Linked DNA regions of Homo sapiens: region 1 is linked to region 2. Evidence: read pairs that join two places in POLR2A ChIA-PET (ENCODE). Cell type or tissue: Panc1. All regions are shown on one strand.

Region 1 (4,000 bases), 400 kb before region 2:
GTTCATTTGAGCAGAAACTGGAAGGAAGTTATAGAGCCACGCAGCTATCTGGGGGAGGGCACGAAAGGCAGAAAGAAATGTGAGTCAGGAATTCCTGCCGCTGTAGCATTTAGCACGTGCCAGAGACATATTAGTTGACCAATATGTTTGCAAGAACCCAGAGGAGGGGCCTCTAAGCACAGGGTTCTGTGTGATGTTTACTCATGGCTGAAGTTTATGGCCCACGGCACGTGCAACTCTCCAAAACTCTATGAGGCAATGAAGGCCGCTCACAGGGCTGGTGCCCACCTCTTACCCAAGCAGAAAACTGGCAGCCGCCATTGTTACCAGCTGAGAGCTTATCCCTCTAGCTGAGCCTCCACTGGACGGGCCAGGTAAGGCCAGCTCTTACATGGCCCAGGGGAGTCCCGTGCCCCAGGCCGATGTCCCAGGCCCAGCTGCCTCCTTTCCCAGACAGGATTCTCCCTTTCCAGCTGCCTCGAGCGCCTCATTTAACCCTCACAATGATTCCTGTGGCAGGTGCCTTAATTAGTCCCATGACTCAGTGTAACTGGGGAGAAAGGGGGCCCTGGAGAGTTCCCCCAGGTGGTTAACAGGGATTTTTTTTTTTTTGAGACGGAGTCTTGCTCTGTCGCCCAGGCTGGAGTGCAGTGGCGCGATCTCGGCTCACTGCAACCTCCGCCTCCTGGGTTCACGCCATTCTCCTGCCTCAGCCTCCCGAGTAGCTGGGACTACAGGCGCCCGCCACCAGGCCCGGCTAATTTTTTTTTTTTTTTTGTATTTTTAGTAGAGACGGGGTTTCACCGTGTTAGCCAGGATGGTCTCGATCTCCTGACCTCGTGATCCGCGCGTCTCGGCCTCCCAAAGTGCTGGGATTACAGGCATGATCCGCCGCGCCCGGCCGGTTAACAGGGATTTGAACCTGGGGTTGTCACTGTCATCACCACAGAGGAGGGGGAGCTGGTTAAGGACCCCTCCTGGAGAAGGGGGTCCTAACGTCGCGGTGCTGCAGGGCGTACATAGCTCATGCATTCAGTCCGTGAAAACTTGTTAAGGGCCTGCTGTGCTTCAGAGGCAAAGCCCACCCCTCCTACGGCTGACTCCCGCAGTGGCGCCTCCTAGAAGCACAAGCAGCCAGAAAAAGCCTGTGTCTGAGCAAGGAGGGTGGGATGTGTGCTGCGGGAGGAGGGTCCCTGCCCCGGCGCCGTCTCACGTTTTCTCTGACCAAGTCTTTCTCCTTAACCCGTAACTCTGGGGCGGGAGGGGGAGGTGTAGAAACGGGCACTAGGTAGGACGTTCTCTGGGATCTGGGGCCATCCTAGCTGAGCCTCGGGCCAGAATCGGAACCCAGGGCGCGGGGACCCGCTTCCTCCCCACCCCACCACGCCCCTTCTGTCATTTATTCCCCAAATAGGCGGCCTAAAGCCACCCGCGTGCGTCGCCCTCTTCCTCCGGGCTTCTTTTAATATGTCAGCATCAGAGCGCCTGCGGGGGCGTAACTTGGGAAACCTCTAACGTCGCGATGCGGCAGGGCTTACATAGCTCACGCATTCAGTCCGTGAAAACTTGTTAAGGGCCTGCTGTGCTTCAGAGGCAAAGCCCACCTCTCCTACCGCTGCGGTTTGCTGGGGACCCACGGGACAGGGAACCCGGGCGCCCCAGGGTCCGCCCCGCCACTCTTTGTGCCCCGCGGCCTCCCGCTCCCGCTGGGGCGCCGCCGCCGCCGCCGAGCTCGCGCGCCCCCTCGTGGGCGCTCCCGGCACTGCGCGGTGCCGCCCCAGCCGGAAGCACGTGGAGGCTCCCTCCAGATCCAGGGGAGCAGGCGGGGGCCTGGACAAGCCTTCCACTTGGCTCGGTCCCTGGGACCCCTTCCCACGCTCTAGAAGCCTAGCCCCTCCATCCTCCTTTTGGCCCGGACCCCCAGCTCTTCCCCTCTCACGCTCTCGCCGCTGTTTCTAGGTCCCCGGGAACTCCTCCGGAGCTCCCGGCGGTGCAGGCGGGAGGTGGAAACGGGGGTGGGGGGCACCCAGACCCCCATTCCAGGGAAACCTCTCACAGCCTGCTCCTGGCTTGAGGAGGTCCCAGGGGGAGCTTCTGTGGCTGCTGAAGACAGGGGCTTTTCCAAATATGACCCCAAAGTGAGGCTTCTGCTTTCAAGGTCTCATTCATATTCTCTCCCCTCTCCCCTCTCCTAGCAGGATCAGCGCTGGCGTGATTTCCCAGGAGAGGGGGAAGGGCCGTCACCTGGCCTTTAAAGACTCACCACATGGATAATCGTGATGAGGGCGAAGCACTAGGTAGGAGGGTTTTCACCACGGTGTTTCATCAAATGAGAATGATCTAGATAAACCAGGAGTGCAACCAACTCCAAAGAAAAAGATGATTTGAAGAACAAAAGTGTGTGTGTGTGTGTGTGTGTGTGTGTGTGTGTGGAGAGAGAGAGAGGGAGACGCTCTAATATCCTTAGAAAGATTCAGAAAATTTTATAGCCACAGAACAAGAACAGAATGCTTTTCAAAGGGGAACAAGTAAGAATTTAGAAAATTAGAAAGGTGACTGCCAAAATAACAGGCTCCGAAATCCACGTAGACAATCCATCCAGCTCTTCCACCTCTTGATCCCTGGTCTCTTCTCCAGTAATTTCTACCCCCGCGCGGTAGCCGCTCCACGGTCATGTCATAGACGTTGTCCTTATTAATTCCCACATCCCTCCAAAATTTACATTTCAACCATCCCGCTCGACCACCACCACCTCCTAAATTTTCATCAAGCTCCCGCTGGTGTTCTGACGCACGTGTTTCTAATCGCTCCCTTGCATACATCCTTCACTTTCGGTGTCCCGCCCCCTCACTGTATTTTCCTAACCAAACTCCAACTTTGATTAAATCCAGAGCTTCGCGTCTTCCACACCCTCCTGAGGCACTGAAGAGAGCTGACTGTCGGTACTTCTTTTTTTTTTTTTGAGACGGAATTTCGCTCTTGTCACCCAGGCTGGAGTGCAATGGCGCGATCTCAGCTCACTGCAACCTCCGCCTCCCGGGTTCAAGCGATTCTCCTGCCTCAGCCTTCCAAGTAGTTGGGATTACAGACGCCTACCACCACGCCTGGCTAAGTTTTGTACTTTTAGTAGAGACCAGGTTTCACCATGTTGGCCAGGCTGGTCTCGACCTCCTGATTTCAGGTGATCCGCCCGCCTTGGCCTCCCAAAGTGCTGGGATTACAGGCGTGAGGCGCCCCACCTGGCACTCCTTTAATTCCATGAAGGCAGCCCTCCAAAGGGGCCAACTGATTTCTGGCATTGCTTCTGCGCTCAGTTCACTCCACTCTCCTCCTCATTGAGCATTTCTCATCTTCTCTCCTCTCCTAAAATCTCTGACACTCCCTCACTCTTCACTGACAGATGCCCTTGCTCCTTTTTTTTTTTTTTTTTTAAATGATAAAATATAGACCTGGAATGCCCTTCCTTCCTTTTTCACTGAGGAACATCGTCGGTTGGAAGAGGATTTCTTCACTCTCACAGCCGCCTAGACAGAGCCCCTGGCAGAGACAGGGTGGTACCTCCATTTTTTACCCGTACCCCATGCTCTCTTGCCAACTAAGGATCTTCACCTGCTATTATTCCCTGTCTTTCATTGTGCATACTTTTTTTCTCTGTACTGGATTCTCCTTATTAGCATACTAATATGCCTCAATAATAATCATTTTAAAAGAAAAAACAAAAACTCCCTTGTCCCCGTATTCCATCCACCTCCAGGCATGATCCCATTTCTCTGATATTTTCTGCAGCAAAACTCCTCAAAAGACCCATCTACAGTGGCTATCTCAACTTACTCTTTCTGCATTTATTTTTATTATAATTTTTTTCTGAGACGGAGTCTTGCTCTGTCGCCCAGGCTGGAGTGCAATGGCATGCTCTCAGCTCACTGAAACCTCCGCCTCCTGGGCTCAAGTGATTCTACTGCCTCAGCCTCCTGAGTAGCTGGGACTACAGGCGCTCACT
Region 2 (4,000 bases):
AAATTACTTTTTCAAATGACCAAGATACTAATTTATTCTTCAGAACCACAGGGAAGGACCTATACAAATGACACAGTATCACTGAATGATCACCAGCCCTGAACCCATTCTTTCTCTTACTGAAACTGCAGACACATTTCAGCACAAACCCACTGCTCTGTTTCATCAGAACTGAACCAGAGGGAGCCAATGTCGCTCCAAGCTACACACCTGTGCACAAATTAAAATATCTCCACTCACACTTCCTGTGCATCACACAAACACACCCTGCAAGTGTCCTTCCAAAGCCCTCTACTGGCTCGTAAGGCTAGCTCTCCAGAGCCAGAAAGAGAGGAACAGGGGGAAAGTATTCAAGTGGAGGCAGGAAGGTAGGAAGAATGAGTGGGAGACCACCCTGGAGGGTCATACAGGGTGACCCCCTAAAGCAAGCCAGAAACTGGTAACTTAGCTCTTACCTCCCCCATCCTCCCCTGGTCTCCTAGGTTCCCTGGAGCCTGTTTATCTGAAGAGATGATCCTCTCTGAGAGGAAGAGAGTTAAGAAAAAGACCTCAGGGAAAAAGCAGCAAACAGATGCAACTTTCATTTGGGTCTTCTCCCCTCCTACCAATGGACTTCTCCCAGATAAACACGTTAGCCTTAAAAAAACAACTTTCAGGGCCGGAAGCACTGGCCCACACCTGTAATCCCAGCACTTTGGGAGTCTGAGGCCGGTGGATCACCTGAGGTCAGGAGTTCAAGACCAGCCTGGCCAACGTGGTGAAACCCCTCTCTACTAAAAATGCAAAAAATTAGACAAGCGTGGTGGCAGGTGCCTGTAATACCAGTTACTTAGGAGGCTGAGGCAAGAGAATCGATTGAACCTGGGAGGTTGCAGTGAGCCGAGATCGCGCCATTGCACTCCAGCCTGGGCAACAAGAGCAAAACTCCATCTCAAAAAAAAAAAAAAAGAAAAAAAAAAAAGAAACACCTTTTAGGAAGGCCAGAGCGAGACTTCCAGTGGCTAAGAGAATGCACTAGGAGTAATCAATGTACCTACCAGTCCTTGGGGGTGGGAGGAGAAGCTGCCCACAGTGAGAAAGGACACATGAAAAATAATTAGAGAAGATACAAAGCTGAACATGTGAACACTCTAGAGGATCTGAGAGTGTTTTCTCATAATGCCATATACATGCTAACCATATAGAGTTATAGTCACTTCTGGGTTGGATTACTGTAACATTCTCTATGCTTTCCAGGCATCAAACCAGAATATTAAGCCAGTAAAAAATGAGCAGCTCAATTGTTGAGTGACATGGAACACAGACAGTACACTGTCCCTGGGTCTGCATTTGTCAATGGCTGCCCTCTTGCCTTAAAGTGTATTTGAGATGCGGACTCTAGGTTATACAGGTTGAGTATCCCTAATCCAAAAATCAAAATGCTCAACTGCTGAAACTCTTTGAATGCCAACATAATACTCAAAAGAAATACTCATGGGAACATTTCAGATTTCAGATTTTCCTACTAGGGATCCTCATCTAGTGAGCACATTCAAATACTCCAAAATCCAAAATCCGAATCACTTCTGGTCCCAACCACTTTAGACAGGGGATACTAAACCTGTAGAGATCTCAACAATGTGAGCCATAACCCCCCTATACATACCATACCACTTCTTTGAGACACAGTCTCATTCTTATCGCCCAGGCTGGAGTGCAATGTTGTGATCTCGGCTCCCTGCAACCTCTGCCTCCCAGGTTCAAGCGATTCTCCTGTCTCAGCCTCCCAAGTAGCTAGGATTACAGGTGCCCGCCACCACACCCAGCTAATTTTCGTATTTTCAGTAGAGATGGCGTTTCGCCATGTTGGCCAGGCTGGTCTCAAACTCCTGACCTCAGGTGATCCACCTGCCTTGGCCTCCCAAAGTGCTGGGATTACAAGCATGAGCCACCATGCCCTGCCACCATACCACTTCTTGAGAACAAACAAGACTAGGTTGACAGTACTCAGACTTCACGCACAGTAGACAGAACAGCTGGGGAGAACCCTCATTTGTCTGATTTCCTGCCAACCCTGAACTGGCAGCATCATCCTCCTCAAGGTCAGGGTGTGGTATATTTCTTTAGCAACAGTGATTTTAATTATCTACTGGTCACTTATGCTCTTATATTTTAATTACATATAATTGCTTTACATACACTTACTTGGGGGTGACTGTTTTTATCACAATAGGGGGCAATTTAATAATCTGTAATGTAATTGTGCAAATACTCACAAGTGCACTGTAGAAGTACCCGACAGAGCAGCTTATCGGCCAAAACAAGTAAATACTGCAGGCTGCATGCATGAAGCTGCCACGGGAGCCTTTGTGTTCCCATAAAACATCTCACCGGTTCCCAGCCAGGGCAACAGAAAAGAGCAGTGGTCCCCAGGAGAAGATGTACCTATCCACTCTACCCTTTATTTCAGAAGCAGCAAGTTCAGCTGTTTGGGGGGATGGGCATTCTGGCAACAAAACACAAAGGGCCTGGATCACAGCCTGCTTCTAAATAACACAAATAGATAAGGAATTAGGTGATTAGAGAGTGTACTGCCAGCAGGACTAAATATCAGCCCCTCTGGGAACATGTATCTGTGGTACAAACCGCATACATTGTACGACAGCACAACTTACCTAAGAGCTACCTCTGATCTGAACAGACCGTTTAATGCTTTGTACTTCAAGGCAAATTTTCATTTTAAGAACAAAGATATAATCATAAAAATTGGAAATAACTGATATATCCAAAAATAGGTGAAAGCTGGTTAAATTATGACACGTCCACATTAACAACTGCATAGCCATTAAAAATCATGTTTCAGGAAATTATTTAAAGGCCAGAAGAAATTCTCAGTTATAAAACATGAACAGAGAAGCTAGTGAGAAGGCCTTGCGATTATTAACAGTTGTGATGTTGCCTCTGGGCAGTTAAATTTAAGTAATTTGTATTTTCTTCTTTAAATTTTCCCAAATTTATAAAGTGATTATGTCACATTTATAATCAGGAAAATTTCTAGGGCAGAGAAGATGAAAGCAGAAACGCAAGCCATCTATCTATTGGGGTTAATGTGTGAAAATAATGAATGAAAATTAAATTGACAATGAACTATTTAGAAGCAGGTACTCTCAGGGCTCAGAAACTGTACAAAAATGACTAGTATTGAGACTCTATTAAAAAGGGAGAATTCAGTCTCTGCACAGAGTTGGCCTCACTCTTTTAAACCATGAGATCATTGCCAGGAAAACTTCAGAAAGGAGACAAGACAATTTAAAAGATACAGGTCAGGCTGGGCACGGTGGCCCACACCTGTAATCCCAGCACTTTGGGAGGCTGGGGCGGGCGGGGGATCACCTGAGGTCAGGAGTTTGAGACCAGCCTGGTCAACACAGTGAAACCCCATCTCTACTAAAAATACAAAAATTAGCCAGGCATAGTGGCACATGCCTGTAATCCCAGCTAGTTGGGAGGCTGAGGCACGAGAATCACTTGAACCCGGGAGGTGGAAGTTGCAGTGAGCCAAGATCGTGCCACTGCACTCCAGCCTGGGCAACAGAGTGAGACTCTGTCTCCAAAAAAACAACAACAACAACAAAAAAAAACAGGTCACCCTTTAGAAAAGTTACAGCCTCTTTTTTTTAAATTAAAGGTATATTTTTCTTTTTTATAGAGATGGGGGTCTCACTATGTTGCCAGGGCTGGCCTGGAACTCCTAGCCTGAAGCAATCCTCCTCTCTCGGCCTCCCAAAGTGCTAGGATTACAGGCATGAGCCACCATGCCCAGCCCTAGAGCCTCTCTTGATATAAATTATGGTGCCTCCAAAAGTGGTTGTAGGAAATATTTTCATTTGTAAAAATATGTTAAAATAAGAAAGCACGTGTTACAGTAACAAAGACAGCCAGTTACAGCTTCTGGTAGATAGTGGAAATCCTGAAAAACAGGAGCTTAGGAAGAAGTCCACTCAATACTAAGGAGAAGACC

The links. ChIA-PET counts read pairs that join two places held together with the same protein. Peaks named below come from ENCODE experiments on the same cell type or tissue, not always from the same donor. Only the 100,000 strongest peaks of a DNase experiment are listed, where the experiment ranks them.
Region 1: POLR2A ChIA-PET joins it to region 2 with 5 read pairs; 2 of 35 experiments call an interaction of 5 or more read pairs at or near these places.

What each region holds. Positions count from the first base shown.
Region 1 is chr7:128,133,590-128,137,589 of GRCh38, reverse strand. No RefSeq gene overlaps it. Among named protein-coding and RNA genes, the nearest start is that of MIR593, 54 kb to the right of the region's middle. RefSeq lists an enhancer at 1,150-1,724 and a silencer at 1,660-1,849. In Panc1, CTCF peaks have their summits at 1,487 and 1,744 (motif pointing left); a DNase peak (open chromatin) is centred at 1,509; H3K4me3 peaks cover 1,332 bases; H3K27ac peaks cover 344 bases.
Region 2 is chr7:127,735,235-127,739,234 of GRCh38, reverse strand. All of the region lies in intron 10 of SND1 (staphylococcal nuclease and tudor domain containing 1), which reads right to left. Among named protein-coding and RNA genes, the nearest start is that of SND1, 85 kb to the right of the region's middle. RefSeq lists a silencer at 3,594-3,808. In Panc1, no CTCF peak of the experiment used is centred here; no DNase peak of the experiment used is centred here.